2 separate regions of the Homo sapiens genome follow, and region 1 is linked to region 2. A link is a loop called in an ENCODE intact Hi-C map of the cell type or tissue named here. Cell type or tissue: breast epithelium. All regions are shown on one strand. Each heading gives the region's core, and the rest is flanking DNA. Links, peaks and the distances in the headings are about the cores only.

The links. Peaks named below come from ENCODE experiments on the same cell type or tissue, not always from the same donor. Only the 100,000 strongest peaks of a DNase experiment are listed, where the experiment ranks them.
Region 1: it touches region 2 in a loop (16-fold over the local background); 1 of 110 quality-filtered maps calls a loop at or near these places.

Annotation. Positions count from the first base shown.
Region 1 is chr6:3,566,767-3,582,520 of GRCh38, forward strand. No RefSeq gene overlaps it. Among named protein-coding and RNA genes, the nearest start is that of SLC22A23, 120 kb to the left of the region's middle. RefSeq lists enhancers at 1,820-2,322, 12,367-13,278. In breast epithelium, for the core only: no CTCF peak of the experiment used is centred there; no DNase peak of the experiment used is centred there.
Region 2 is chr6:3,493,018-3,508,771 of GRCh38, forward strand. No RefSeq gene overlaps it. Among named protein-coding and RNA genes, the nearest start is that of SLC22A23, 44 kb to the left of the region's middle. In breast epithelium, for the core only: no CTCF peak of the experiment used is centred there; no DNase peak of the experiment used is centred there; H3K4me3 peaks cover 213 bases; H3K27ac peaks cover 1,943 bases.

The DNA of each region.
Region 1 (15,754 bases), core at 5,176-7,675, 72 kb after region 2:
CTCCCCAGAAGCAGAGGCCAGAGCCATGCTCGTACAGCCTGCAGAACCGTGAGCCACATAAACCTCTTTTATTATCAATTATCCAGTCTCAGGTATTCGGTTACGGCCATGCAAAACAGGCTAACGCACCACCCATGTCCTGTAGTGACCGAATTCCTACTGAGGATGGACACACAGATGGACAGACGTTGCTTCATTTTAAGTCTACATTTTCAAAACAGTTTTTGTTTCGTGGGTTCATTAAGTAAGCATGACTGAGTCACTGGCCACAGGGTTGAACTAGGTCTCCAGCCACCATCTCTCTCTGTAGGTTGGGCTGACACCATGTGACGCAAAGCCCCAACCTTCAATCATGGTTAGCCTTTCTGGCATGGCCAGCCCCAGCCTGAGCCATCTCCTTAACTTAAACTATCTAGGGGCCCCCAGATCACCTCATTAGCATAAACTATCAGGGCCCACCATAAGTAACAAAGACAATCGTATCACTGGGGAAATTCCAAGGATTTAGAGGCTTCCTCCCAGTAACTGGGGACAAGACAAAGGCTGTCCAAATTGATCACACGGGAGTGGCTATACTATATTCACTGTGATCATTGAATGATTCTGAAATTCACGTATTATTTTCACATTTCCACACCACTGAAAGTGGGACCGAGTTTACAATTGCTGTGGCCCTTATAGTCGTTGTCATCCTCTCAGCTACACATCAGAACTTGGAAAATGGGAATCAATCTCAGAAGAAAACACTGAGCACCCTTTTAAGAACTACGCTATGACCAAGGCTCTTGCTGATACAGAGACCATACTACATGGAAAAGCATGAACAGCAACACTGCTAAACACAAACACTATTCAAAAGTGTTGCACTCTGAAGGAAGGTGAAGGAGTTTTAGGGGCACCTTGACTAATTTGTTTCCTTATAGCTGGCCTGTTATGTAAGTGCAAACCTTTTCTCCCCTTAGTGGTACATAATGTAGTGTGTATCTTATCATTGATGGTGTGTAGTATTCAATGAAATATGGAGTTTCATAATGGCTTTTTTCTCTGAGTATATTATGAACATATTTCTACATCAAAGCGCTTCATGTTTCTCATAATATATAATTTTATTGCATTGGTATATTATCTAACACGCTTTATTTAACTGATTCCCTACTAGATATGTGTGCTCTTCTCATTTCCACGGTTGTAACCAAGACTGAGGCATATGTGGCTGTGTTGTTATGTTTTGCACACTTGTCCAGTTGCTTCTTTAAGATAAATTCCTAGAAGTGTAATTTATGGGTCCTACTGTGTCTGCATTTTAAAAACATGCTGCCCATTTCCTTTTAGAAAAGCCATAGCTCTCCACTCTCTCCAGTGGTAGTTGGTCACTGGCTGCCACACCCAGGACCACTCTGTGTTTTCTGTCTTTGTCATCTGTCAGTCTCCTGCAATACTTAACCTCTTCTGTTCTACTCCCAAGGATCTTGTTTCAGTGTGAATTTCTCTGATTATTAGTGAGGTTGATTATCTTAAAAATATGCTATTGGCCATTTATTTGTACTCCTTTTTAATAACTGCTTATGTGTGTTCATTGTACTTTCTTTCTTTATTGAGTTGTCTTTTTTCTCATATGAATTATAATATTTCCCCAGGTTTTGGATTGCCTTTTCATTTTGGCTTAACTACCTTTTAATTAACACGTTGTCATGTCACATCCAGACAAAAGACAAAACAGACTGGGTGACAGCTCAGAGGGAGCTGCCAGATGGCCACCAGTGCCCCCTCGGGGGAGGCAGGCAGGCTGGGTAGTGGCCACCCAGGGGAGGGGCTGCCAAGCCTGCTCTGGGTCTGAGCTCCTGGGTGTTTCAGCATCCCATATGGGTAATTGGCAGTCCCATTGTGCTGAATTCACGAGTCTGAGGCTCCCAACCTGGCGAGGGCTCTGCAACATGGCCTTGCTATATGTAATCCAGGCTCACAGGGTGGAAGTGCATTGTACATCTGAGCTCGTCCACTCCTGTATAAAATTGGGAAACACATCCTCAGTAAGCAACAGAACAACAACCATGTCCACAGGGTGAGGCTGTCCAGGAGGCCTCTGATGAAGCTTGAATCCGTGAGCTGGCATTCTTTTGACCCTGCTGTTTATCAGCAGAGTCCTTTCCCTTATAAGGGGAATTCTCTCTCTGTACCTCAGGGCATCTAAGCCTCCACACTGGATGTTTTATTAGAAAGCAGTGAACAGGCAATAAGCCCCTTGACAGGACAGTTCTTTGTTGCTCAGAAATCGCTCTTGGCTACCTGTCTAAATCACTGGGGTAAACATCAGGAAACCTTTTAAAGGGGTCAAGAGAGGCCGGGGCACCTTGAACTGCAGCACCTACTCTCTTATCAACAAAGGCAGACACTGGTCATCTCATTCAATACAGCCGACTGCAAAGGAAGCTCTGCTCCATTTCTCAAAATGGATGATATTCTTGTATTCTGAGATGTCTACTTTCAATAAAACAAAGTCATAATATTTGTCAGGAGAAAGTAAGGGAAAGGAAGCTGACATTTATTAAAGACACACTGTGCTCCAGACCCTGTGCTCAGCGCTTTCCAGTGTGCAGACTCAGTCGTGGTGAGCCGCGTATACGGCTGAGACCTGCATTTAATTAATAAGAGACTATTATAAACATCATATAGTACGTCAGAAACAATTAGAAAAGATGTTCTCCTTAAGGCCTCAAGCGTCAAAGGAGAAAGAAAAATTAAAGACACTGAAAATGGTGCAACTTTTCCTAATCATTCAAATCAAATCATACTTTTGCTTCATTTATCTACACACACACACACACACAGAGTCATGCGTTGCTTCATGATGGGGCTATGTTCTGAGAAAAGTGAAGTTTTAAGTAGAGTAAGGATATGGGGATAACATTTGGGTTTTTATAGGATCCTTCTTGCTGAAGTGTGGAGAATGGTTTGAAGGGCACCACAGTAGAAGTTTTAAGATCAGTTCAGGTCTTCAGCTTTCTGCTCATTAAAATCTTTGTTCGCTGAAGTTTCCAGCCTAGAAAAGAAATTCTAGACATTGTAAACACACAGCATTCATCTTTGGACATCAAGAGTGCTCAAGGGGCAACAAGCATGTGCCCACCTCCCTGAATTCTGGCTCCCATCCTCCCTCCCTCTCCCCTCCCTGGCACCCCCTCTCGCCTCCCTGGCACCCTCCTGCACTCTCCCCTCTGTGGCACTCTCCCTCCCACTCCCTTCCCTCCCTCTCTCCTCTCCTGCACTCTCCCTCCCTCTCCCTTTCCTCCTTCTTCCCTTTCTGGCACCCTCCCTCCTTGTCCCCTCCCTCCCTCTCCTCTCCCTCCACATCTGCTGCAGATCCTCCTCTCTCCTGCTCTACCCACATCTGCTGCCCTTTTTGTCATAAAAAAATTACATAACACCATCTTCCTGGCCATTCTCCTCTGCCAATATCAAATTAGTTATCTAAATTTGATTCGTTAGGGAATCACGTTTCATTTCAGCTTTTCTTGAAATAGAAGCATTTTAATAAATTATATTCAACACACCAGTATAAAATATAAAAGTAATTCAATTTCTTAACACAAGTCTTTTATTTTCTCATAAAATGAAGCAGGGAAGTCTCCTAGGAGAAGCTCCTTGCCTTGACAGCACCCTCCTTGCAATCTGTGATCTCCCTGTACTCATTCGCACGGGTTACGTTGTGGCAGATTCTGCCATAGAGAAATGACAAAGGAGTGATCACAAAAATGCACTTAAAAGTGCTTTGCAGCACTCTCCTCACCCCCTGATATGAGGAGGGGTTAGCGAGCCCTTCAGGGGTGGGTGGTCATTCTGCTCCTCTGGGTCATAGGCAGGAGCCCCTCCTCCTCTCGTCTTGGCCTGTGGTGTGGACCGTGAAGTGGGTTGTTCTCACATTATTCCTACTCTGGAAGAATGGGAAGGGGTTGTCCTCTGGCAGAAGATAAACATCTGCTGAGTTCAAACACTCTTATTGCACTATATGGAGAAACTAACAAGCTCATCAATGCATTTCATTATTGGTCTGAAGATTAATTACATCTGATGGTAACAATTGTGGCTTCCATTATCGCAGAAACTGTCTGCTGAAAGTGACGTTGCTGGTTATCTGTCATCTTAATGTGAGGAATTCTGGCAAAGGGGCCCTGGCGTGACGTTCCCAAGCATTCCCTACCTTCACCCTAACTCCCCAAGCAGCCCTGCCCATTCCCAGCTATATAGCCACCCTAGGACCAGGAAGGACTGCCTTGTTTTTCTCTGTAGTAGATGAATGACAGAGGGGCAGATGCAGCCACCCTTTTCTTGATGTGCCTAGGCAGGTGTCCTGCCTGCCCTGGCTCGGCTCCACCAAGCCGATGGATATGCTGTGTACCCTGCGGCCACCTCCTGGGCAGCAGGTGGCCCAGATCTGTCTGTGGCTGTGCTTGCCACCTTGCTGGGTGTCACGGCTCTTTGCTCCTTGGCCCGTGGCTCTCCCTTTGACCCCTCTCTGGTCTGCAGCACTTGGTGTCTGCCCATGAACTCCCTGGGTTTGAACCTCCCCTGGGGACTTTTTGGCTTACCTTGGCTGGGCTCGGGCTGTCTTGTGCTAATTCTGGTGGAAGAAACATCTTGTTCTTGCTGGAAATAGAACCTTCTCCTTATCTCCCCCTCCACCCACACACACATGCCCATCGCTCTCCACCAAACAGGGAGTCAGCACCTCCATAGGCTGTGAGAAGACTGAGCTCGATTCTCCTGCTCCAACAGCCTAGAGCTACGGTAATCCAGGGCATGGGGTCAGACATCAGTGGCTCTCAAACTTGAGCGTGTGCAAGAATTCCCTGGAGGGCTAGTGAGAGAATCTGATTCAGTAGGGCTGGAGCAAGGCTGGGAATTTGCATCTTTAACAAGTTCCAAAGTGGAGATGGTGTTGCTGCTGCTCAGGTGTTTGAGATGCGGGCAGTGGCCGCCAGTGCAGAGGAGAAAGCTGGCCACAGCCTCTGTGACCTACAGTTGGAGCTGGTCATGCCTAGCATGGCCCACCCTGGGCCACAGGGCACCTTTGAGCAGCTGGCAAAAGACCTGGCTAAGACATCATTTGGATGTTCGCGGTGGAGGTCAGAGCCTCTTGGGAGAGGAGGCTCTTCTCCTCAGCCTAAAGCCAGAGCCACTTTTACTGCATAGCTAGAAGGGCCAGAGAAAGAATGCGGGCTCTGGGGGAAATGAGCCTTGCTCGGAATCCTGTCTCCATGACCTCCGGTTTACTCAGCCCTTCTGGGCCTGCAGAATAGGACAACTGCATCTGCCCCATACGGTTGTTGTGGGGCTTTGATGAGACACATTCTAGCATAGCTGGGGTTGAGAAGGAGCCCACGAAGGATGGCTGCGATGATGAATAGCTGCCCAGCAGCATTTCTTTCCAACTCCACCCTTTGGCAATGAGTGCAAAGGCCGAAGCCTTATACATGGGGTCACCTCAGTACTCCTCTGTGCCCTACAGAGCTTCCATTAGGACCTCCCGCCGCACCCCTCAACAGGCACTGGGGAGAAACAGGAATCAATGACACTAACACCCCCCACAGCACTGGCAGAACGAGGGAAAGGGAGAGGGAGCCACAGCCAGCCACGTGCTTACTGTGTGCTGGCGTTGTGCTACTTGAGGAAGGAATTCTGTTTCCATTTTACAGTTGAGGAAACAGAGGTTGAGAAACTGGCTCCAGGGAGAAGCAAAGCTCTTGGATTACTTCCAAGCCCCTCATTTATTTTGTAGTTTTTTGAGATAGAGTCTCGCTCTGTCGCCCAGGCTGGAGTGCAGTGGCGTGATCATGGCTCAAGTGATCCTCCCACTTCAGCTCCCGAGTAGCTGGGACTACAGGTGTACGTGCCACCACACCCGGCTAATTTTTGTATTTTCTGTAGAGATGGGGTCTCGCCATGTTGCCCACAAGTCCCTCATTTTAGAGGTGAGAAAATCAGAGAAGTTGCATGCCTTTCCCAAAGACACACAGCCGTTTTAGTGATAGCATTAGGGCAAGCCTCAGTTTCTAAAAACTGGATTTGTCTCACTGTCTCATGGCCTCCTCTTCACTCCTTCCCTTGAGTAGTTAACCCAGGAGAAAAGGCGTGGTGTGACAGCACTGGGGCCCTAAAGACATTTTTGTTTGTTTTGGTTTTAACAAATTGAAGTTGGCGTTGGTTTTCCCCTTTAGGAAGACGGGGAGAGTCTCTTTTGATGACAGGCTTTTGAGGACTATCCCCGTTACACCCGCAGTCATGCTACATCCGAGGAAGTTATTACTGACCAGTGATCCTTGTCAAAGGCAGCTGTCACTGCGAATACATTTGAATCCCCCAAATTTTGTGAAATATCCTGCCCCAGAGAGGTCACTTTTATAGACCAAGTAATGCATGATACACAGCAACTCCAGAACCCAGTGAGGGATTTTCAGGTCAGCAATGGCTGGGGAAGAGATCTCAGCTCTGCAAAATTAGAATTGGCCCCTACAGGGCAGTCTTAGCCTCCTGATTCACATAAAGGGGGATCTCTCTTCTTGATTTCCTATATCCTCCCTAACTCAGTCACCCTCCCTTTCTCCACTCCCTCTTTTTCTTTGCAGCCTAAATAGAGCCCATAGGAGAAGGCTGCTGAATAAATAGTGTATTAAATAAGGTAACTGAAGTGTGAACCTGTGCAAATATTTTAGTATTTTATTTTTAAATCATCTAGTAGTAAGATGTCTTCACTAATTGAAAACCCATCACAATCTAATTGCATGTTTCTTTCTGTCTGAAGGTCACTGCGCAAATATGGGTGAAGCATCTTCCACGTGGCAGGCATAGTTCTGGGCACTCATACATCAGTGAACAGAACGTGGACTCCTGTCAGCCTCATTTCAGCAGTGAGGAGTGAGGTGATCAACAACACACTTAATAAATAAGGAAGTTTTTCAGGTCAGAAATGCTAAAAAAAGGGAAAAAGTAGAACAGAGAAGAGGGATTGGAAAGGCTGTGGTATGAGTGTTGTGTGAGTGTGTATATGTGTGCAAGTGTGTGTGTATGAGTGTGTACGTGTGTTGGGATTATGTTGGATGAGCATGTGGGTGTGTTTCCTGCATGTGTGTGTGTTTATGGGTGCATGTGTGGGCGTGTGGGTGAGAGTGGGGGGGGGCACTTTTATATGGGGTGCTTAGAACAGGCCTCACTAGGAGGAAAGCTCTGAGCCAGGGTGTGAAGGAGGTGACGAGGTGTGCTGTGTGGAATCTGAAATGAGAAGGGGAGAGGCTTTCCTCTCTAGGGATTTTTGGTTCTGATCTGCAAGCGGTAACTCTCTGGAAATGGTGTCAGAATGAAGACTCCTGCTCATGGAAACATCTGGATATTCTCCTATTTTCTTGGTAGGCTTTGCTTAAACACATCAGCTGCTCATATTGAATGGGATTTAGAAACATGTCTTTTTTTGTTGTTTTTTTTTTTTGTTGTTGTTGTTTTTTGAGACAGAGTCTTGCTCTGTTGCCAGGCTAGCCTGCAGTGGTGCAATCTCGGCTCACTGCAAGCTCCACCTCCTGGGTTCATGCCATTCTCCTGCCTCAGCCTCCTGAGTAGCTGGGACTACAGGTGCCCGCCACCACGCCCGGCTAATTTTTTGTATTTTTATTGGAGACGGGGTTTCACTGTGTTAGCCAGGATGGTCTCGATCTCCTGACCTCGTGATCCGCCACCTTGGCCTCCCAAAGTGCTGCGATTACAGGCGTGAGCCACCGCGCCCGGCCAGCCTGTCTTTTTAGAGGCGACCTGAGCCCTGCTCCGGGACTGATTCTGGATGCTGTCTGGGATGACTTGGATGATACTGATCTCCATGAGGGCAGAGTGGGCTCTGCACTTGCTGGGTTTGCTCTAGTCTGGCTGGAGCAGACTCACTGGTAACCAACCTCTTGTAGTCAGCAAGGCCAGATAGGGACTGGGGACAAGGGCAGCAAACAGAAATGCTCTGTCTCCAGCGTGGCACAAGACAAATGTGAAGGAGGGATTACCTGAGGGAGATATGAAACAAAAAGCCAACACCTGATGGGCAGTGTCCCTCCCACCTCACTGCCTCGGAATCTTAGATGAATCTTAACCTGTCCTGAAGAAGGATGACACAGCAGCCAGTGTTTGATTTGTGAAAGGAATCGCTTTGTGCATTTGATGTTGAAATACGTGCAGATCCCCCAGGCCCTGGCTCCTGCTGGGGTCTGCCAGGCCAGCTCAGCAGGGTCTCTACCTACAGGGATTAGCCCCCAGGAAGGGCTGCTCTCCCTGGCACCATGAGGATGGGGATCTTGCCTCACGTGGAGTAATTCAGAGTTTGGCCACCAAGGTTTTGTCGTGAGCCTTTTGTGCTGGGCAGCACAGCCAATTCCTTGTCTTGGATTATTCACAACCAGCTGCAGCCCCCACAGACTCCAGTGTGGTGAACACAGAGGAGAGGACAGCTTTACACACAGTGTTGCCAATGTACGTGCCTACCCCTAGTTCTGTGGAAACCAGGAGCTCTTGTCAAGTTCCAATTACTGCGGTCCTTAATGTGACCACAGGTGGAAAAATGGACCCTTGTAGCTTGGCTCCCTGCTGTGTTTAACTTGAAAGATATGCTTTCAAAAAATCCCTGTGGAGACTGAAAACTCCATAGAGCCAGTTGGCGCCCTACCTACATTAGAATAATCATCCTCGGTCCAAAGGCATAGGGAATTCTTTAGAAACATCACAGTGATGCATGAAACAGGAAATGCAAGTGGTTTGCCGCGAAGACACTCAAAATGCAGTTGGACAGCAATAGCACCCTTTCTCTTTTGATATTCAACTCCAAGTTTAATTACTGCTCAGAGAGATATGGCTGAAAAGTTGCTAGCATATAGAATTTTTCTATTTCCATTTCTTTTGCTGCTTTGACTTGCAGAGTCAGTACCACTCTTTGATCCAGGCAAGGGGGATTCTGCCTCTTCCCTGTCTCTGGTGGCTGGAACTGTAGTGTTCTCAAGTCATAGCTCCCTGAGCCTTGTCCTAATGTCCCCGCCGTCATCTCTCCCTTCTGGGATAGTCTCCAATCCACTCTCTGCAGGTGGGGTCGACCAGATGGCCTGGAGCTAGGGCCTTGCCTAACAAGGTCATCCCGTAGGGGGCACCTGGCACGCAGACCACTGTCACTGCCTGGGACAGTACTTCCTTTACGGGATCACATAAACTTGGGCAGCCAGAATGATGCTGATGGACTAATGTTGAGTGACTTACATTGTTTCTATAGATAAGGGCGCCACACAAAAAATGGTTGCTCCCTGTTCCCCGTAGCAGATGTGCATAGAGTAAATTTCCACAAATTCTAACGTCCTGATAATTTGGCCAGGAGATAGTTTGACATTTACCTTTAGACTATTAAGTGTAAAAGCAGTCTGTTAGGCAAATGATAAGCAAACAATGGAAAGGGGAAAAGGTTGATGTGTTTAAGAGAAAAAAGTTACTCTGAAAATCTTTAGAGTTTCTGTCCATCAGTGATTGATCTAAATTTTAATGAATTCTCATCAATTAATTACAGGCTTATGCCTGTAATCCCAGCACTTTGGGGGGCTGAGGCGGGAAGATTACCTGAGGTCAGGAGTTCGAGACCAGCCTGGCCAACATGGTGAAACCCTGTCTCTACTAAAAATGCAAAAATTAGCCCAGCATGGTGGCAGGCGCCTGTAATCCCAGCTACTCGGGAGGCTGAGGCAGAAGAATCACTTGAACCTGGAGGCGGAGGTTGCCGTGACCCAGGATTGCACCATTGCACTCCAGCCTTGGTGACAAGAGCGAAACTCCATCTCAAAAAAAAAAAATTAGTATGTGCTATAAGGACCTCTGTACTTCATTGTATATACTTAAAAACTTTACATTTATCCCTTTAAAATAATCTCTTCAGACTTTCAGAGCTTTCCATTGCTATTCCCAAGCAATGTTCGTGAAATTATGTAGCATATTTAGTGATCCTCTCTCTTCATTTATGATGGATCTCCAGATAGTTACTGATGTTTTAAAATATACACATCTGCTTAATTTTGTTCCTCCCTTTTTATTTTCCCCAACCCTCACAAAAAGACAGCATTTGGAAAATTTAGCAGACACTAGGCTGAGATCAGGGCAGGCAAATTCGACATCTGACTCTGGAGCAAACCTCTTCCCTTCTCTGTTCTTCGGGGTCCTCATTTGTTTAACAAATGCTGTTAGACCGGGTCCACGGTTTTTGAAAATATTTCAGTCATAGAATCTGTTCTTCAAACCAAACCTTATCCACGAAGCCTGGTACAGAGAACAGACAGTGGAGTTGCTGGCTTTCGGTTTTCGTTGTTTGGTTTTCCATTGCTGTAAGTGTCGGGGCTCAGTGCGGTGTCCCCCGGGGCATGTCTATAGAAAATCCCCATGGCTCCAGGGAGTCCAGTTTAAAGCCCACCCAACTAAATGAGGTTCTTCCTCTCTCAATCCTTCTGTTGGATTTAAAGGTATTGATGGAGGAATTCTATGGTGAAGAATTCCCAATAATATGAGAAATTGCATCATGGGGGTTATTATAAATTCAGCTTTTTCTATTTTGAGTTTCTTTAAAATAAAGTATACTTGTGTAATTTTTGTTACAACAGCTAATCTATGATCATAAATAGATCAAATGGCTTTAATGCTTCTAATGAAACAGTCCGTCTAGCTGGAAGATACTGGCATAATGAAAATCCCTGACTCTAGCCAACAGTGAGGAACGTGCCCCCACAGCCAGCTCCCTCCCCTGCAGGGCCTGAGGGCTCAGTGCGGGATGGGGCTGCAGGGCTATCTCCTCCCGTATGCCCTGAAAAAACAGGACTGCTGAAGGCCTCAGACCTTCAACTTGCTCCTGAAAGCGTGACCACAGTGGAGACGCATCTGCAAAAGCAAGTTGACAGATGCAGATCTCAGAACTGAACAGAAGCCTCTCGACAAACGTCTCTTATTTGGCCTTGGGGACAGGATGAGGGGGAAGTGGTGTCAGAATTGGCTGTGTAGAAACCAAGGCCTAAGCTAGGTAAGAGGCTCAAAGGCTCTTTGTGTTATAAGATTAAGGGACCATCAGGGGAAAAAGAGAAATGAAGTAGGCAATAGAAAGAAATTAGACTTTCTTTCTCTCACAACCACCCTTCAAAGTATGTATTATCATTCTTATTTTACAAAAATGGAAATGAGCTCAGCAATGTGCTTGTTACACAGTCAGTCAGAGCTGGATAGATGTTTTTTGTTGCTTTTTTTTTTTTTTTTTTTTTGAGACGGAGTCTTGCTCTGTCGCCCAGGTTGGGGTGCAGTGGCGCGATCTCGACTCACTGCAAGCTCCGCCTCCCGAGTTCACGCCATTCTCCTGCCTCAGCCTCCCGAGTAGCTGGGACTACAGGCGCGTGACACCACGCCCGGCTAATTTTTTGTGTTTTTATTAGAGACGGGGTTTCACCGTGTTAGCCAGGATGGTATCGATCTCCTGACCTCGTGATCCACCCGCCTCGGCCTCCCAAAGTGCTGGGATTAAAGGCGTGAGTCACCACACCTGGCCGATAGATGTATTTTTTATCTCATTAGAAACAGCCCACCTTCCTGGGTTATAGAAAGAAGCAGAGGCCGAGAGCCGTCGACCCTCCCAGCTCCCGCCTGTGTTCTCTTCTTGGTCCTCTCCCATCCTGAATCGACAACCAGCAAATATGACAATCCAGATGGTGGTCCTACCCGACTTAAGCCTCTCTGGGCCTCACGTTGGAAGCGCCCCTTTGCTCCCAGCCTGAGACTCAGTGACCTGAGCCGTTAGAAGGACAGATGGGCTTTGGGGGACCGAGTCTACACCAAGACGTCAGGACATCGCTAGGAGAGCTCTTGCCTCCAGCACACACGTTCCCTGGGAGTGAGGTTTGTGTGTGTCCTCCCTCACTGAGGAATGTGGGGGCTGTGGAAGCACTTGAGCAGGAGTCTGCAGAGGGTGGACATGCTGCTGCCGGGGAGCTCGCTCTGGTGCTCAGCTTGGTTTCTCCGGGCTTGCTTTAAAGGGACCCATGCTGCAAAAATCGTGACTATAGCAGCACCCATAGGGCCTTCAGGGCAGAAACCTTCTTTTGCCATGCACTTTTACAGGGTCAAAATTTATTAGAAGATTGCGCAGGCTCTGAGAGGTCCTAATGTGTGCCTGGGTATTGAAAATTGGGTGAATGGGGCCCACGGAAGAACGCTCTCTGGGGAAAGTCTGGAGGGGACAAGAATAAAAAGTTCCTCCACTACTCAGATGTAAGCAAACTGCAGGAAGAGGGTTCTGGGGAAAACACATTGAGGTTTAATACTAAGCCACCTGGAAAGAGTGGGTTGCTTCTCTCACACCAGGAGAAATTCTGCATAAATGTGTCAGGCCTTACAAGTTTACACAAGCAGGAAGCCTCTGGGTTAAAATGCTCCCAAGGATTAAAACCCACAGGGTTCTGATGCTTTGCTTGGTCGGGGTGGACACAGCACCACTTTTCCTGGGCTCCTCAGCCCCAAGGGAAGGATGCTGGCCAGGGTGTGGAGATTAGTGGTTTGGAGGGGGCTTGCCTGCCCGATCCCTGTGAGTGACAGAAGCCCTGCCCACCCTCGGCAGGACCACAGTTTGCTTAGATGATGGTTGCCCCTGGCAGCCCGTGAGCTCAAGGCTTGACATGTCGAGCTGTCCTCCTCCCCATCCTTATTGCTGGAGATGCTAGAAGACGTGTCCCCAGCACTCTCAGACCAGGCTGCTCTTTTCCCTTCACAGCAGGACACGGATATCACCTTGGGGCCTTGGTCACTGGGCTGCCTCCTTGGCCTGCCTTTCCCCTCACTCCGGGCCGCACTGGGCTTCTGTGATTGGGCGGATCACGCCGGCCTCATGTTCCTTCTCTTGTCCCTCTCTACCCCTCATGAAATTGTGCTCCTTCAGAGCATACAGGCCGTCAGGATGCGGGGTAGGGTCAAGACTTATCAGACTGAGCGATGAACACCTTGGCTTCTCCATCAGACCCCGTGAGAACCACAATGGACACGTGTCAGGTAGCAGCAGGCGATTTACAAAGGCTTTCACAGCCTCCTGTTTCTGTAATCCTTACAACTGTTGGGCAGAATAGGGCTCTTGACTCTCTTCCTAACCTGGGTCTCACATAATGTGCTATCTTGTGCTACACACGAATTTCTTTAGTCTTATCTCCTTAACCGGGCTGTGAGATCCCTGATGGCAGAAGCTTTGTGTATTTTTGCTAATAACATTCATTCAAAGTCTTTGGGCATTCACGAGCCTCCCTCCCCTACTCACACAAAAAGAGGCATTCTTAAATGAGGAGGAAGAAATTAACTTTTCCAGGTGAATGCCTGGCTTTAAATCGGCTCTTTCCTGGAATTCTATCTTTAAATGGTATATACGTGTATAATGTTGTATGGAAAACATATTTCATTATGACAGCAGAAAAATTAGAAGGGTTTGATGAAGGATAATGAGAGTGCAAATCCTTTAAAAAATATAACAGATATCTCATTTTTAAAAGTCTGCCATTCTACACTAACAGTATTTTTCATGCCAAATTTTCTCAATCTGAAGTTTGTTGTAATTATCGTATGTTGGTTACAAGTTCTCCTGTGAGGATTTTCTTATATTTAAATTTTAAGCATTTATTAAATTACAAAAATAATATATGCTGTGAGTCACAACAGGGGTTGCCTATGGGGAGAGGATTGATTGGAAGGAGACACAAGGGAACTTCATTGCCATGTGGCTCACCCGGGTGTAGACATTTGTAAAAACTCACTGAATTGTACACTTAGAGCTGTGTGTCCCACTGTATGTAATTTCATTTCAATAAAAAGAAATAATGTATGTTTAAAGAATCAAGCCTGGAAAACACAAAAACACGCAAAGAAAATATCCACACAGTATTCATGCAAGTTAAGATTTCTAAAGCTGGAGTTTTATTGTACTTAAAAAATTTCTTTCTGATGCAAAGACTACATGTTCCTTGTTTAAGAAATCAAGTAGCTTTTCCACTCAGCAATGTTTCACGTGACCTTTCCACATCCGTAGGTAGAAAACCATAGCATTATTTTTAGTGGATAACATAATTTATTTAACCAACTGCCTCAAGTTTATTGCTATTTTAAACAATGTTTTGATAAAAATCCATGTATGTATCTTTAAATATTTTCCTAGATATTTTTTAGGCTAATTCTTGGAAATGCTATGTCAAGTGACGTGAACCTTTGCAAAGATCATTGACGCATATTAACAAGAGCCTTTAGTTCATGCTGTCATTAGCAGATGCCTGGAGTGCCTCGCCCACAGAGAACATTGAACATTATAATCCTAGTCAATTTCCAAGCTGGTATTTCTTAGATTACTGGTGAAATAATCATTTTCCTCATCTACTGAATGGCTATTTGGGTTTTTCCCTTAGTAAATTGACATCTAACAACATCCTTAGACTCTATTATAATTTCCAATATTTTTAATATTTATTTGTAAGAACTCTTATACAGCAATGTGTCTCTTCATTTCCTTTCAGACACTGTAATTCCCCCACCTCCCCGCCCCAATTCGTCATTTGTCTAACTCTGTGAATGCTGGGTAGGTCAGCCACTGTTGGTTAGCTAACCCAGAGCCCACTGCCAATCCCATTCTCCACTGCCTGACTTTCTCTTCCGAGACTGCAAAGGGAAATCTTAGTTTTCCTACTTTTTCTTGTATCTCCGAGAGGCCTTATGATGTAGATCTAACAATTAAGATATAAGCAGAAGTCAAGGCTGGCGAGAGTTCTGAGAATGGTTTTGCTCCTTATAAAAAGTTATGGCTGGTGCTGTTCCCCTCCACTTATTCCTGTCTTGAATGTGGATTTAATGGCTGGAGCTGTGGCAGCCATCTTGCAATATGAGATGACAGTGGGAGCATGAAAGGCCCACACATAAGGGATGGTGGAGAGGAAAATGGAAAGAATTTGTGTCAGTGAGTTGCTGTACCAAACCTGTAACCACTTACCTCCCACTTTTTGTGATGTGAGATAATGAAATATCTTTACTACTTAAACCACTGGTTGTCCAGTAGCTCACTTGCAGCCAAAAGTGAGTTTGTTTTTGTTTCATTGTTATATTTAGGGTGGAAGGAGAAATGATTGGCATACATGAATTTGAGAATTTTATGTAACTAATCTGTTAATCTTGTCTCTGTGGTTTATGACACAGAAAGTACTGTTGTAGTTTATCAGTTTTACATCTAATTTATTAATCCATCTGGGATTTATTTTTGTATATGAAGAAAGAATCTAATTTTATTTTTCCCCAATGGGTTAATTGGTGGTTTCCACCCTATTTAGCTGTTGTCTTCTTTATATGTTAAATTCTATGTTTAGTCTGTATTTAGGTCTGATTTTGGATACCACTCCATTTTAAGACCATGTGCCTTTCAAATAAACCAAAAAACTAAAAACTAAAACACTAAGCTGTGTGATTGCATTTCATTTTCAAGACAAACTTTACAAATTACAAGTTAAGTTTCCCCAACTCCCTCTTCTCATTAAGAATGAAACAAGAATAAAAAACAAAACTTTCAACACATTGGGATTTTGATTGGAATTATATTAAATTTGTAGATTAACTGTAGAGAATTTTATATTTCCAATGTGTTTCTAAGAATATTTATCACTCAATTTATTTGTCTTTAAAAAAATCTCTCAGTAAAATCCTGCTGTTT
Region 2 (15,754 bases), core at 6,901-9,400:
ATAAAGGTTCATCCTAATGACTTTTTTTTTGACATGAAGTCTCGCTCTGTCACCTGGGCTGGAGTTCAGTGGCATGATCTCAGCTAACTGCAACCTCCATCTCCCAGGTCCAAGCAATTCTTGTGCTCCCAAGTAGTTGGGACTACAGGCATGCACCACTACTCCTGGCTAATATTTGTATTTTTAGTAGAGACGGGGTTTTGCTATGTTGGTCAGGCTGGTCTTGAACTCCTGACCTCAAGTGATCCACCCACCTTGGCCTCCCAAAGTGTTGGGATTACAGGTGTGAGCCACTGTGCCTGGCCGAACTAATTTAATTACCCCTTGGGGTTAGGGCTTCAACACATGAATTTGGGGTGTGGAGTACAGCTTCATATCATAGATGGAGTCATACAGGAGGAGGTAAGAGTACTTTAAGGTGTCCCAGGGATAAGGTAGAGATGGGTAGGGTGCTCTGCAGGCTGCAAGGACGGAGGAGCAGGCATTGCCAAATGAGAACACAGGTCTCAGAGTTTTTGGAGGGGCAGTGATGGGCCAAGTCATCACAGATGAGTGATGACTCTCGTGGGCACAGGGGTTGGGGGAGGGCTGTGGAGAGGTGTCCTAACCACGAGAAGGGGAAATAGGTGTGTGGAGGGAAGTACAGGCGGGGCAGCTGGTGCCTCTTGTTCCCTGTAAAATTTGGGGAAGTTAACGGAACTCTGGGCTCTCCACACCCAGGTACTGCTTACCCTGTAGGAACTGCCTGTCATCCTGAGCTTTCTAAGAACGTGCCCTCCCGGCTGGGCATGGTGGCTCATGCCTGTAATCCCAGCATTTTGGGAGGCCAAGGTGGGCAGATCATGAGGTCAGGAGTTCAAGACCAGCCTGGCCAACATGGTGAAACTCCATCTGTACTAAAAATACAAAAACTAGCTGGGCATGGTGGTGCATGCCTGCAATTCCAGCTACTCGGGAGACTGAGGCAGGAGAACTGCTTGAATTGAGACCCGGGAAGCGGAGGTTGCAGTGAGCCGAGATGGCACCACTGTACTCCAGCCTGGGCTACAGAGTGAATCTTTGTCTCAAAAAAAAAAAAAAAAAAAAAAAGAAGAAGAAGAACGTGCCCTCCTGAAACTATGGAAGAAAATAAAATGTTGGTTATTCTGGGAGGATTGTGACAAACAGGCACTGAGAACTGGTTTGGCAGCTGGCCCAGGAGTGTGCCCACTCTGGATGGACCCTCTGGGGGTGTTCTGGTCTTGGCTGTTTTTATGTTTACCTCTCCACCCCCAGCCCCTTTCACAGGCTCAGATCTCAGCTCCATCCCATGCCAACTGGCTAACTGAGCAGGCGACTTCCTAAGCTCAATTTCCTCATCTGGAAAATGGGACCATGCCACCTGCTCCCAAGGGCTGCCCTAAGGAATATGTGAGGGGCTTTCGCAGCAGCTGGCTCAGCCCTCTTTCTTTTCCTTCCTCCATGATTGTGGGGGAGGCAAGGAACACACCTGAAAGAGACAAGGGACACTCAGAAGCAATCCATGCACAATCAGCTCTGCGGTACTCTTCAAGATGTGCTGACTCAGAAGCTTGTTACAGCCCAGAACATTCAAAGGGCCTCCAGTAAGCTAGAGAAGTCATTTCGTGTTTACTATAAAAAGGAACCTTGAAAGTCAGCCAGTCAACCCTCCTATTTTATGGATGAGGAAACTGAGGCCCAGGTATGCTTTGACTTGTCTCAGTCACTCAGCAAATAATTTACAGAGCTGAGAGGAGAATGCGGGTTCACATAAAAGACATTCAAACGAACAGGTTTGCTCACTCAGGGCCAGAAAGGAATCATAGAACAAACAACAAACATGTTAAAAATTTATAGATATTAGCTAATGTTTGTACATGGTCTTTACCATGTGACAGGCATTTATTCTAAGTGCTTTATCCCTATTAAGTCAGTCAGTTCTCTTTACAATCTATGAAGTAGGCAGTACTATGAAGTGCTCGCATTATTTCCCTTCTAAAGATGAGGCACCAATAAGTAATTGCCCAGGGTCACGGAGTTAGTGAGTTGTGGAGCAAGGGTTTAGATAGAGGTGGTCTTTCAGAATCTATGTTCGTCACCATTATGGTTTACTGCCTTGTAACCAGTGTAGCCAGTGGTTCTCAAAGAGTGGTCCCCAGACCAGCAGCCCTCACATCCCCTGGTGCTATGGTTTGAATAACAGTGTCCCCTGCAGAATGCATGTTGAAACTTAATCCCTAATGCAACAGTATTAAGATGTATGGCCTTTGGGAGTGATTAAGTCATGAGGGCTCCACTTTCATGAATGGGATTAGCACCCTCATAAGAGGGCTCTAGGTTAAAGAGAACTCTTGCTTGCTCTTCTGCCTTCTGCCATGTGAGAACACGGTGTACCTTCCTTTCAGAGGCTGCAGCAAGAAAACACCATCTTGGAAGGAAAGAGCTGCCCTCACCAGACACTAGTCCTGCTGGTGCCTTGGTGTTGGACTTCCCAGCCTCTGGAACCATGAGAAATAAATTTTTATTGTTTATAAATTACCCAGTCTGGGCTGGGAGTGGTGGCTCATGCCTGCAATTCCAGCACTTTGGGAGGCTGAGGCAGGTGGATCACCTGAGGTCACGAGTTCAAGACCAGTCTGACCAACATGAAGAAACCCCATCTCACTAAAAATACAAAATTAGCCGGGTGTGGTGGTACATGCCTGTAATCCCAGCTACTCGGGAGGCGGAAGCAGGAGAATCACTTGAACCTGGGAGGCAGAGGTTGCAGTGAGCCGAGATCGCGCCATTGCAGTCCAGCCTGGGCAACAAGAGCGAAACTCTGTTTCTAAATAAATAAATAAATAACCCAGTCTGTGGTATTTTGTTGCGGTAGCACACATGAACTAAAACACCTGGGAAGTTGTTAGAAATGCATTATTGGGCTGACTCAGACCTAACGGAGTGGGGCCCAGGGCTGTGTCCCCCAGGTGATTCTGATGGATGCCCAAGGTTGAGAACCACCACCTTCAGTGTTTGCCTTTCTTTCCCTCCAACCCTCAGAGAACTTTTGCTGGAAGTGGAGAAAAAGGTTAGGAAGATCCACTAGTGAAACTGGAAGTTTCCTGGAGGACACACTTGGACCACTGCTTTTGCATTTTAATGAGTATAAGAAATGATCTAAGCTGGGAAGGTGCCATATCGGTATTTCATCCATTTCTTTCTGCAGAAGTAAATTTGGGGCTTATTTATACTTTTCCTTTCCCCCCCTTGTCTAAGTACCTAGCACAGAATGGAGCATTGATAATCAATAAGCTTTTATGCGGCCCCTCAATGACTTGTGTTCCACACAAAGCTAGCCTGAATGCAATAGGTCACTGAGGGGTACAGGCTTTCTGGATGGAGACTGCAGTTTGTGCCATGATGAGCTAGTGAAACACTCAAAGCTTGGCCTGCTTTAATGCTATTTTCCTGTCCTTCTCACCCCCTGCCTTTCTCTCTCTATTCCTTCTCTCCCTCCCTAACTCACTTATTTTTCTTTCTCTTTCTGACTTTCTTTCTTTCTTTTCTTTCTTTCCCTCCCTCCTTCTTTCTCATTCTTTCTTTTTCTTTCTTTCTCTCTTCTTTCTCTTTCTCTCTTTCTTTCTCCTTCCTTCCTTCCTTCCTAACATTCCAGCTTCATTATTACCATTATTTTTGAGATGATTAAAAGAAGACACTTGACACTAATTTGGGGAATTAATCTCAAGAGCAGAGATAAAAACTTGAATCACGAAAAACAAAAGCAAAAACCCCCAAACCTGGAAAGAAAGAAAGAAGAGATCATGTGCTAACTAGTTGGCTTATCAAACATTTGACTCTTTTTTTCATCTTGACAGTCACCAGGAAAGCAAATTTGTACTGTAGAATGACCATTGCATATGAGTGAACTCTGGTGTCTACTGGGAAAACCAACACCTAAAGTGTGCAAACTTGAGTAACCAATTTGAAGGCTTATAGGGGAGTAGATGACTAACAACAAAATAGGATAAGCTGTTTCCAGCTTACAAGAGATGCCCTGGAAGTGTTAAGGGAATATGCTGAGAGGCACCATGAGATAAGAGTGAAAAATGGAGCCTTATTCAATAAACAGGGTTCAAATCAGAGGTGAGAGGGAGACCCATGAGCATAATGAAGTCTGGATGAATAGAAAATAAAATTTACTTTCTTTTACCCTGTTTATTATGTCTCTCCTTAAAATCTTCATCATTCCTTTAAGAACAGTTGATAAGACGTTAGTTGTAGCATCTTGACAAAGATAAGGATATCTGTAGAATAGCTAAGCAAATTAAACAATGTTATATTAATTTCTGGGGTAAGGGGTGGTTCTTTCTTAATTTAAAACACTTATTTACATGAATCTAACCCATTGAAATATAAAATCTTTCCAAGCAGATAGCTCATTGGGCCTACTTCCATAAATATATAAAAAAGGAAGGCTGGGCGTGGTGGCTCATGCCTGTAATCCCAGCACTTTGGGAGGCCAAAGTGGGCAGATCACGAGGTCAGGAGATGAAGACCATCCTGGCTAACACGGTGAAACCCCGTCTCTACTAAAAAAAATACAAAAAAACTAGCCAGGCGTGGTGGTGGGCACCTGTAGTCCCAGCTACTCAGGAGGCTGAGGCAGGAGAATGGTGTGAACCCAGGAGGCGGAGCTTGCAGTGAGCCGAGATGGCACCACCGCACTCTGGCCTGGGTGAAAGAGCGAGACTCCGTCTCAGGAAAAAAAAAAAAAAAAAAGAAACAAATGACTATTTGAAATTAAATCCTATCTGCTTTTTAAGGAGGAGGGACTCTCTTAAAGGATGCGTTAGAGAGTAAACACAAAATGCTGTACTGTTAAAGGAAAAACCTCCCCTTCATTTCACTGAGTCCTTTGATTTTGGATTTGTAGATGAGAGCTCAGAGCTTACTTTGGGCAGAAGGGCTAGAAGAGTTGAATAGCAGCTCTATGAGATGGCTTGAATGTTTATGTTCCCTCCAAGATACATGTAGAAACTGAATCCCTAATGCCACAGTATCAAGGAGTGGAGGCTTTAGGAAGTGATTAGACCATGAGGGTTCTAATAATGGATGGCATTAGTGCCTTATGAAAGGGCCGCAAGGAGCTAGCTGGGTTCTTCTGACATTCTGTCCCTTCTGCATGTAAGGTCACAGCCTTTGTCCCCTCTTTCAGAGGAAGCAGCATGCAAGGTACCATCTTGGAGGCAGAGACAGAGACCTCTCCAGACACCAAACCTGCTAGTGCCTTTATCTTGGACTTCCCAGCCTCCAAACTGTGAGAAATACATTTAAGATGTTTGTAAATTACACAGCATGAGGTATTTTGTTATAGCAGCATAAATGGATTAAGATATTGGTTACCAGAAGGGGGATGTTGCTACAACAAATACCTAAAAATGTGGAAGGCTGTGTGTTCGCCCTCCCCTCCTGATTCACATCTTCTGTTTTTTCTGTTTCACATCAGGGCAGTGGAGAAAGCGGAGGAGTAAGGCAGAGAACTGGTCAGGAGGCTGCCTGTGCCCCCACAACCCCCTCCATGTCTCTGAGCCACCTCAGGTGAAGCTGGAAAGCAGCAAAAGACTGAAATTGGATGAAATTAAAGACTTGATTCAGATCCAACTGGACTAGGCCAACAGATCAGGAGACAACTGGCATTGAAAAGACAGCTTATTGGCCGGGTGTGGTGGCTCACGCCTATAATCCCAGCACTTTAGGAGACCGAGGTGGGCGGATCACCTGAGGTCAGGAGTTTGAAACCAGCCCAACCTATATGGAGAAACTGCATCTCTATTAAAAAAAAAAAAAAAAAAATTAGCTGGGCGTGGTGGTGCGTGCCTCTAATCCCAGCTACTTGGGAGGCTGAGGCAAGAGAATCACTTGAACCTGAGAGGCGGAGGTTGCAGTGAGCCAAGACAGCGCCACTGCACTCCAGCCTGAGCAACAAGAGCGAAACTCTGTCTCAACAACAACAACAACAACAAAGCTTATTAATCACAGTTCCCAAGAGGAGGGGGCATACCATGCGATGGGGGCCACATGGAGAAGCACCAAGGTAAGTTGGGGGCAGAGGGAGCAGGGAAGGCATGGGTCAGAGCCTTCATGGTGGTTCTGCAGGAAGGAACAGGTCAGGCAGGGTAAGCAGGTTTAGGATTGGCCAGTTTGGAAAATTTCAGTAGGCTGTGGGCATAGGACCGCCCCTGGCTATCCGGTGCCCGCCCTGGGGTGATTGGGGCAGTGGGTGAGAGCCTGAAAATGGAGGTTGTTGGAGGTGTGAACTCTGGCTTGGTTGGTTGGTTTGTATTTGAAAAGCAAGCCCCTGAGAGGAAGCTGTTCCCCAAGGAAGGGGAGAGCAACAAGGGAAGCAGGAGGCCAAGGCACAGTGACTCGGGCATCTTACTGGGTTGTCCAGTATAAGGCATGTTCAGCATCTCCATGCAGGGCATGTGTTAAAGCATCCAGTTGGCAGAGTCTGGAAACATGGCAAACATGCAAAGCCAAATCACCTCGGGAAACCTTAGCCATAGGAGCCTGGGAGTCTGGGAAGGGTGATTTTTCAGCCTTATGGTCTCTGCCATCTAGAAAGTCTAACCAGAAGAAAATTGGAACTGACAAGGAGCAAGCCAGTCCACCATCAAGCACACACAAATCACACAGTCCACACATATAGAAAACATAGAAACACAAACATAGAAAGAAATTAGAGGTCAAGAGTAAACATTCTAGTCATTCTGATACTTTCTTGCACTGCAATGGGTCCAGGTGCAGGCCTCTCTATGGAGATCACTGTTTAAGATCAGTAATTAAAAACCACATGGCAATGCCTCTGTTAGGACACCCTTATGCACAGCAGAGGGCTTCTCTAGATGTTAAGCCGTTTGGACCCAAACACAGCTTCATAAAGTGGGCCTGCCAGGTGTTATCCCCATTTCTACATGAGGAAACTAAGGCTCAGAGAGGGTACGTTCCTAACGAGCCTGCAGCTTGAGTTCTGGTGTCTTCTTGGCCGCACACTATAGGGTTGCATGAATATTCTAGAAGTCTCTGCAAAAAAACTGTGGTCTTATATCTGGGTTTTAATAATTGCGTATATCTTTGATTCTCTTTCAACTCAAGGCTGAATGCTAAGTAAATAGGAAGAAAACTCTTTTGGAACTTCAGGTAAAATATTATCTAACGCTGTAATTCCATAACACTTCATATATTTGAAAGGCTGTGTGAAGGCAGCCTCTCCTAACTTCTTGATTTGCCTTTCCAATACTAACGAGCACATCAATGGAGGGAGGCAATTTCTGACTTCTGCCATAAAGCAGCCATGGTATCAACTTTCATTACTTCAAGGATGTCCAACCTTTTGGCTTCCCTGGGTCACACTGGAACAAGGAGAATTATCTTGGGCCACACACAAAATACACTAACACTAATGATAGTTGATGAACTAAAAAAAAAAAAAAGTTGCGAAAACATCTCGTAGTGTTTTAAGAAAGTTTACGAGTTTGTGTTGGACTGCATTCAAAGCTGTTCTGGGCTGCATGTGGCCGGTGGGCCATGGGTCAGACAAGCTTGCATTACTTTTCTCAATTCAGAGCTGTGAAAACATGTAAAATACAGAGCCTTAAAATTTTTTAAGTCATGTAAGCAAATTCTAAAATAGAAAACAGTAGAACAGGTTTGGTTCTGTGCTGGGTAGCCTGTTTCTAAACAGATCATGTGTTTTGAAAAAAAAAAATACTCCATAGAGATTTAAAAAAAACAAGTTGAAAGACACCCTGAGGGAACTCGGTGACTCAGACTGCAGACAAATAAATTACACCTTTGGTTCAGACTAATTCTGTGTGCGCTTCTAAAAAAAATATGCAAACAGATGTAAAGAGTTACTTAGGGTTTAATGGGTTTAATGTATTAATCACCATGTTGCAAAACCAGGATACTAAGCTAGCAAATTTAATTGTGGAAAGAGAATCCAATTGCAGTTTTCATTTATCAGGGAAATATTTACCTCCATTTCCATTGGATTTTTATTACACTAATGAATAGTTCTACTTCATTGAGACTTCTGTGTCACTAGAGAAATCAAAATGCTTAGTTTACTTTTCTTTTTTTTCTTTTTTTGAGACGGAGTCTCACTCTGTCGCCCAGGCTGGAGTGCAGAGGTGCGATCTCGGCTCACTGCAAGCTCCGCCTCCCGGGTTCACGCCATTCTCCTGCCTCGGCCTCCCGCGTAGCTGGGACTACAGGCGCCCGCCACCACGCCCGGCTAATTTTTTGTATTTTTAGTAGAGACGGGGTTTCACCGTGTTAGCCAGGATGGTCTCCATCTCCTGACCTCGTGATCCGCCCACCTTGGCCTCCCAAAGTGCTGGGATTACAGACGTGAGCCAACGTGCCCGGCCTACTTTTCACCATGGAATTGGAAAAGAAACATTTGGGAATCAGCTGGAAAAATGACAACTAGCCCAATGGGGAAAACCCACAGGGACTCAGCAGGTTTGTTCATGCTTCCTGTTTATGTGAAGGAGTCCCAGATCACCTCCAAAAGAAATCTGTTTTTAAAAAGGAAGGGGATCCAGTGGGGTATTCTCTGCCAGCCTCCAAAGTTATGGAGATGTGGTCAATGCCGATACAATATAAGCTTAGAATCACAGGGGCAGGAGAACAAGATCATTCTTAGTCAATTAAAAACGTATTCTCTAGATTACTAATCTTTGCTGGATTCCATGGAAGAAAACAATACTTTTCTGTGGCCTCAGAGAGCTTAGGTTTTCATCTGAGTTTACCTAGAAGATTCACCATCCTTGTAAGGGAACAGAAAGAGAGAAAGTAAAAAACAAAAGGATCTCAAGTCTGAGGTTTGACATGTGGTACTCACAGAACATTCCTTTCAGCAGCTGGTGGCCTATTCTTTCTATTGATTAAGAATGTGAAGTTTAAAAAAACAAAATATATCATTCCATTGTCCCCTGGCTTGCTAGTTTCTGATAAGCAGCCCCTTGCCTGAGACTTTGTTCCTCTGTTTAATTTTTTTTTTTATCCCCCTCTCTGTCTCTTTTTAACGATACTCTTCTTGTCACTGGTTTTCAGAAACTGGATTACAAAGTGCCCTGGTGAGGTTCTGTTTGTGTTTACACTATGCGCTTAGGCTGCTTGTTCAGTGCCTTTGATCTGTGGGTTTATAAAACTTGAAACGTTTTCAGCCAAAAAAAAAAAAAAAAGAAGAAGAAGAAGAAGAGCTTCAGGGTCAGCAAGACTCCAAATCAGGCTGAAAGCTGAGTTAGCAGTGGGATCTTAGAGAAGTTCCTCAAATGGTCTGAGTCTTGATTTTCTCATTGGTAAACTGGGGATAATAACACCAACCTTGCAGAGCAACTGTAAGGCCTAAATAAACCAGGTAAACGTGGCAAGACAGAATTCTGCAATATATTAGCCGAGTTTCTCCCCATATGCACGCTCCTTCCCAACCACAATTTCTATCACCTTTGCCCTCTGTTCTCTCAAAGTGTGTGTGGCCTTCGGGGAGGGATTTGTGGGGGATAGCTACAAAAGGGTTAACAGCTCAGCTCTTGAGCTCCAAGTAGGCTCTCCCCTTTCCTGTTCTTAAAAATGTTATTGATATGCAAATATAACACCATGCAAATATAAATACTATGCACAAATCTGAAGTGCACAGCTTGATTATGAAATATATGAATGTCTAAACTGAGAGGCCCACAGAATGCCCAACACGGTGGATGAGAAAGCACCCTCACTAAAACACACTGCTGAAATATTAAAACACTAATAACAAGACACGGTACTAAAGGCTTCCAGAGAGGAGAAGAAAAGTTCACATGCAAAGGCAAGAGAATTGGAATTTCATAGGGGCCTCTCAGAGCCATAATGGAAGCCAGAAATTCAGGGGGAAATGACTCTTATCTTACTAAATTATCCATCCAGAGAGAGGATGTCTCTCTTGTGAGGCATGATTTAAAAACATCTACTCTCATGTACCCTTTCTTCTGAGTTATTAGAGGAAAATAAAGCGGTATACCAAGAATGAGGAAGACAGGGGCTCCAGGGAACAGAGCATCCCAAAGCAGACAGAAGCACAGGCCACCTCTGGCAGAGGCATGTGGGGACCAGCACAATCTCAGTCTTCTCGGTAGGAGGACTGAAGGCTTAGGAGAGAAATATCCTGGAAAAAGATGGAATGGATCAGTTACCTGATGTGTTTGGTCATGTAGGTAGACAATAATATTCAGAAAGGTTTTATAATTCTGTTGAAGGATTAAGGAAGAATTAACAACAAACCAAGCAAACAAAAATGATTAGCTATCCAAATGATAACTATTAGTGTTACTAGATTATTAGATTCAGGGGAAAAATTAAAATTGTAAGTGAGGAATAAATGAAATCACAGTTCCTGACCATCATACTGTTAAGTGCAGACTATTGATCTAGTCAGTATTGGGAAGGTGGAGGAGGAGGGACTGCAGACTGAGGGGCTGAGAAGATGCAAGATACTAAATGCTCGTTTTCCATAGTAAGAAGTCATTGGATGATGTCTAAAATGGATAAATCAAGAAATAATATTTTAATAATATTATTTAGAATTAAGGCTGTAAATACTAGAATGGCAAAGAGTTAAAAGTGTCCGTTTTCATCACAAGGCTTGTGGTTCTCTTTGATTTTAATCATGTACATATATTTCTTTGATGATTTTAAAAAATAAGTTGTCGAGGAAAAGGAAATAGTCTTGAGAGAAAATGCTTTGGATTTGCAAGAGCATAAGCTTGAGAATCTAAAAAGGTTACCCTCTGAGGAGATAGCCATAAAGTTCATGCCATAAACAATGCATTAGAAAGAGAATCAATGGCTAGCAGCCTGATGCGCCTTTTGGATCTAGATCAATGTCTGAGACAAAGTCGGTGGAGAGGGAACCAGAGGGGTAGGTCCGGGTGTGGGTAGTGGGTGGACTCCACAGTGCCCCGCCTATCTTTCCACTTTGTAGACCAAGTTGCCTCTGGTGAGAAATGATAATTGAAGCCTCAGAAGAGTTTCAGAATTTGAGAGTCTGGGGGCCTTGTGTTTCATACCCCAGAAGTTGAATATCACAGCAAAAGGTACAGAGAAGACCTCTGCCCCTTGGTAGCAGCGGTGGGCACAAGATGGACATGTGGCCAGCGTACGGAGGGTCCCCAAGAACTCGCCTATCTCCCCTGGCCCCAAGAGGCACAGGAGAGCATTTGAACACTTCATTATCCCCTCTATTAGGTGGTTCCCAGTAGCCCCCAAATCCCATGTGACTTGAAACAATGAGGTTTTGTTTCTTGCTTCTGCTACATCTTGTGTCTGTTTCACATTGTCCTCATCCAAAGACCTAGGAAGCCAGAAAAGCCACTGCATACCCCAGACACAGGGAAAGGAAGGTGGAGGCTTACTCCTCGGTTCTCACAGGCTTCTACCTGGAAGTCACACACATACATTTCTCACCCCTTTGAAGTTAGGCGACCTTATGTCATGTTTTGGCTGATGAGATGTCTCTGCTAAAGATCTCATCAGCCCAAACATGACATAAGGTCGCCCAACTTCAAAGAGAAGTGTAATCTATGTACCCAGAAGAAGAGAGCTGGAAGTGAGCCTGAGTGAGAGCTGGTGAAGCTGTGTTCTGAGTTGGTTCCTGCTGGGGGGTTCGTGGTCTCGCTGACTTCAAGAATGGAGCTGCAGACCTTTGTGGTGTTACAGCTCTTAAAAATGGTAGGAACCCAGTGGTAGCAAGGTTTATTGCCAAGAGCGAAAAGACAAAGTTCCACAGCATGGAGGGTTATGCCAGCGGGTTGCCGCTGCTGGCTGGGGGGGAGGTGGGGGTTGGGAGAGGGGAGGGGGGGTTGGACACGGGGGGGTTGGGAGAGGGGAGGGGCGGGGCAGGGGGTGGCAAGTTTTATTCCCTTATTTGTCCCCTCCCGTGTTCCCTTTCTGTCCTGTCAGAGTGCCCTGCTTTCAATCCTCCCTGCGACTGGCTACTTTTAGGATCCTGCTGATTGGTGCGTTTTACAGAGCGCTGATTGGTGCATTTTACAGAGCAGTGATTAGTGTGTTTTACAGAGTGCTGATTGGTGCATTTTACAGAGCAGTGATTGGTGCATTTTACAGAGCACTGATTGGTGCATTTTACAATCCTCTTGCTAGCTACAGAGTAGAGTGCTGATTGGTGCGTTTTTACAGAGCACTGATTGGTGCATTTTACAATCCCCTGCTTGCTACAGAGAGTTCAATGGCATGTTTTACAATCCTAGTTACAGAGTGCTGATTGGTGTGTTTTACAATCCTCTTGTAAGACAGAAAAGTTCTCCTCACTCGACCCAGGAAGTCCAGCTGGCTTCATCTCTCAAAGCCACAGGCTCCTCCAGGCTGGGGAGAGGAAACAGAAGAACGCATAGGCTGCTGTGCAAGAGGATGCCAAGCCCTCACATTTCCTGGGAGATGCCAGTGGGGACTGATTCTAGCTCCCAAGGGTGAATCAGGAGAAGCACACCCCGGTGTGCATGGGAGCAGAGCGGGAGATGACCTCAACCAGACCCCTCTCCCAACAGCTGAATGCTGCCTGCACGTCACTCAGAACATCGACATGCGCTGGGAGAGAAGGAGTCAGCACTGGATTGGCTGCATTTCACGTGAAATGACTGTCTGGGGAGTCATTGCATTAACTTTTTTGCCTCTGAGCAGAATGGAGGCTTGAGGTAGAAATGAAATGCAGTTAAAGTGAAAATGTGGCCTTTTTGCACATTTGCGTTTTGTGCCCTGTGACACTAACCTGCTCTGTGTGTAAAACCCACAACGTAGTGGCTGGCAGGGAGAAAATGTCTTGTCTGGAGAGGTGGCCGCTAAGGCTGTTCTTCATTCCCTTTTCTACTCTAAAATTGGTTCTTGTCCCACAGCTTCCAGGCTGAGCACTCAAGATACAGTAGCCAGGTCTTTAGGGAGAGGAGATGGTGCTGGGAACATACTTCTATTGTTTGTGGCATAAAGCTGGAAAGCCCGGTGAGATGCAGTTGTCCACACCCTTGAAGCTTGGAGACCTGAGCACCCTCCTGCCCTGTGCTTTGTATCCATCACCTTGAAAAACACTTTAACCACTGACATTGCAAAAGTATCATGTGTTTGATCTCACACTCCCGAGTGAAAAAGTGATTCCTGCCTGTCTACTTTCTGAACACAGAAGGAGACATTAAGGAGTGGTGTCTCCCTTCAGGACATGGTGTGGACAACGCTGGTAGGAGGTGACCTCCAGAGGCCGAGTGACAAGAACACTGATGCAGAAGCTAGCTCTGGTCCTGTCTGCCACCGCCTGGAGGGGTGGCCCTAGGTAAACCCTGACTTCCTCTGGAGCTTGATTTGCTCATCTGCCACACCAGTGGCTTCGACTGATGGCCTCCCAAGGTCACTTCTGTTTTTAACATTTGGGTCATTTATGGCCACAGAGACCCAGGGAAAGGGAGGCAAAAGCAGAAGAGGAAACAGAAATGAGAGAGGAGAGAAGGGAAAGGAGAAACTGAAGAGAGAACAAGAAAGAGGAAAAACAGGAGAAGACAGAAGAAAAGCCAGTGCTGTATTTGTTGAGAATAAAGGACCTGCCTTGACTTTCTAAATCCTTAATGGAGGTTTATTAAATGCCAGAACCACGGCAGAGTGAAGAGGCCTAAGCAATGCATCTCAAAATAGAAGGTTCGGTATTTATTTGGAAGACAGTAATTTCATTTCCAGGGAGAATTTTCAGTAAAAAGGTTTACATGGGCCATTAAATTCTTATCTTTCAATGTATCTGCCTTAAAGCTGTAAAAATAATAACAATGTCTTGTATTTCCCATGAGCCAGCACTTTCAAAGGACATACAGTACCTAACTCAGTCCTCACAACAACATTGTGAAGTAAACACCGCTGAAATCCTGTGTATGTGTATGCACACTGACTCAGTGAGGTTGTCATTTGTCCAGCGAGGAACACCAAGATTCAAACCGAGCTCAGTTATATTCAAAGCCTGAGAGTCCCAGGGCTTTCCACTGTGTGAGCAAATCATAGGTTAATTTAGACAGTTCCTTTGACATGGACGCTTGAGTGGTTTCCAAGTTTTTAGTATCACAAACAAGGCTGCAGTGAATAATCTTGTCATGTGTCAGTTCATACTTGTCAGATATAATCCCTTGAGTGGGGTTGCTGTGTCAGAGGGAGGACCCTTGAAATTTTGATGATGATTGCCCTTAATAGGGAATGCCCCATTTTGCAATCTCACTGAGAACAGACACTGGTGCCTGCCTTTTGAGTGCCTAGCCAACAGAGGGTTTGGTCAAACTTTTGGAATTTTATCCACCTGATTAAGGAAAAGTCATCTCCTAGTGTAGTTTTGATTTTTCATGTCTCTAATTATGAATGCTTGCAAGGATTTCAGGTCATCTGCATTTCCTGTTCTGTAAACTTCCCATGACTTTTGCCCACTTTTAAAAATTAATCTGTGGTCATTCTATCTTTCATTTCTGGGAGCGCTTCGTGTGTTTTGGAGAAAAGTACTTTTCTGCGTCATGAGCTACACACATTTCCCCTAGTTTTTGTCTTTTCTGTTTGTGTTGTGCTTTGGTTTTCGTTTTCTATACAGTTTTTTTTTTTAATTTACATTCACAGTTATTACTCTTTCCTTTATGGCTTTTAGATTTTGAGACAGAGTTAAATATGCCAATCTACTCCAAGGTTATTCTATCAATCCGAGTTCTAACAGGAAGCAAATGGCACACTGGAGTTAGGATAATTCAAGAGAGGTTTATAGATAAAAGGGTGAATTACATAAGCCCTACAAAAGTTTATTGCAAGGGCGTGGGCAAGTTTTAGGGGACTCCCGGGGGTGGTCCTAAAATCAAGACATAGCAGCAACAGAGGAGTCATGACTCCTAGGCCACAGGCGACGGAGAAGTTACTGCAGCATGGAAGGAGCGAGAATTGTGTAGCCCAGGGCGCCCAGAGATGAGCAGGGCATCTATCATGAGAAATAGAGACCTGCAGGAAAAACTCAGGAAAATAAATACCCCACCTTCACCTCCCGCATTGCCTCCCCTGTCTTGTTGTGGCTCAACCTTGGCCCCACTTAGGGAGGCCTTCCAGGGTTGAAGACATGGGAGAGTGGATCTGAATTCTGGGGGTCAGGGGGAGTTGCAAGAGATGCCTTCTGGTGGTAGTTTTTCTACAGTTTTACTTTTTTGCATTTGAAACTGACCCATGAGCATTTATCTTGATGCACTATGGATATTGTGGCCATAACTGTACCTTTTCCCTAAGGGCTATCCATTGTCCCAGTGCTGTCCGTTACAAAGTCCATCTTTACACACTGATGAGAGTATCCATGTTTATCATCTATTAATTTCCCACATACATTTGGGTCTTTTTTTTTTTTTTTTGAGACAGTCTCTCTCTGTTGCCCAGGTTGAGTGCAGTGGCTCGATCCCGGGTCACTGCAACTTCTGCCTCCTGGGTTTAAGTGATTCTCCTGCCTCAGCTTCCCAAGTAGCTGGGACTACAGACGTGCGCCACCATGTCCAGCGAATTTTTGTATTTTTAGTAGAGATGAGGTTTTACCATATTGGCCAGGCTGGTCTCAAACTCCTGACCTTGTGATCCACCCACTTCGGCCTCCCAAAGTGCTGGGATTACAGGCGTGAGCCACTGTGCCTGGCCACATTTGGGTCTGTTTCTGAACTTTCTCTTCTGTTCC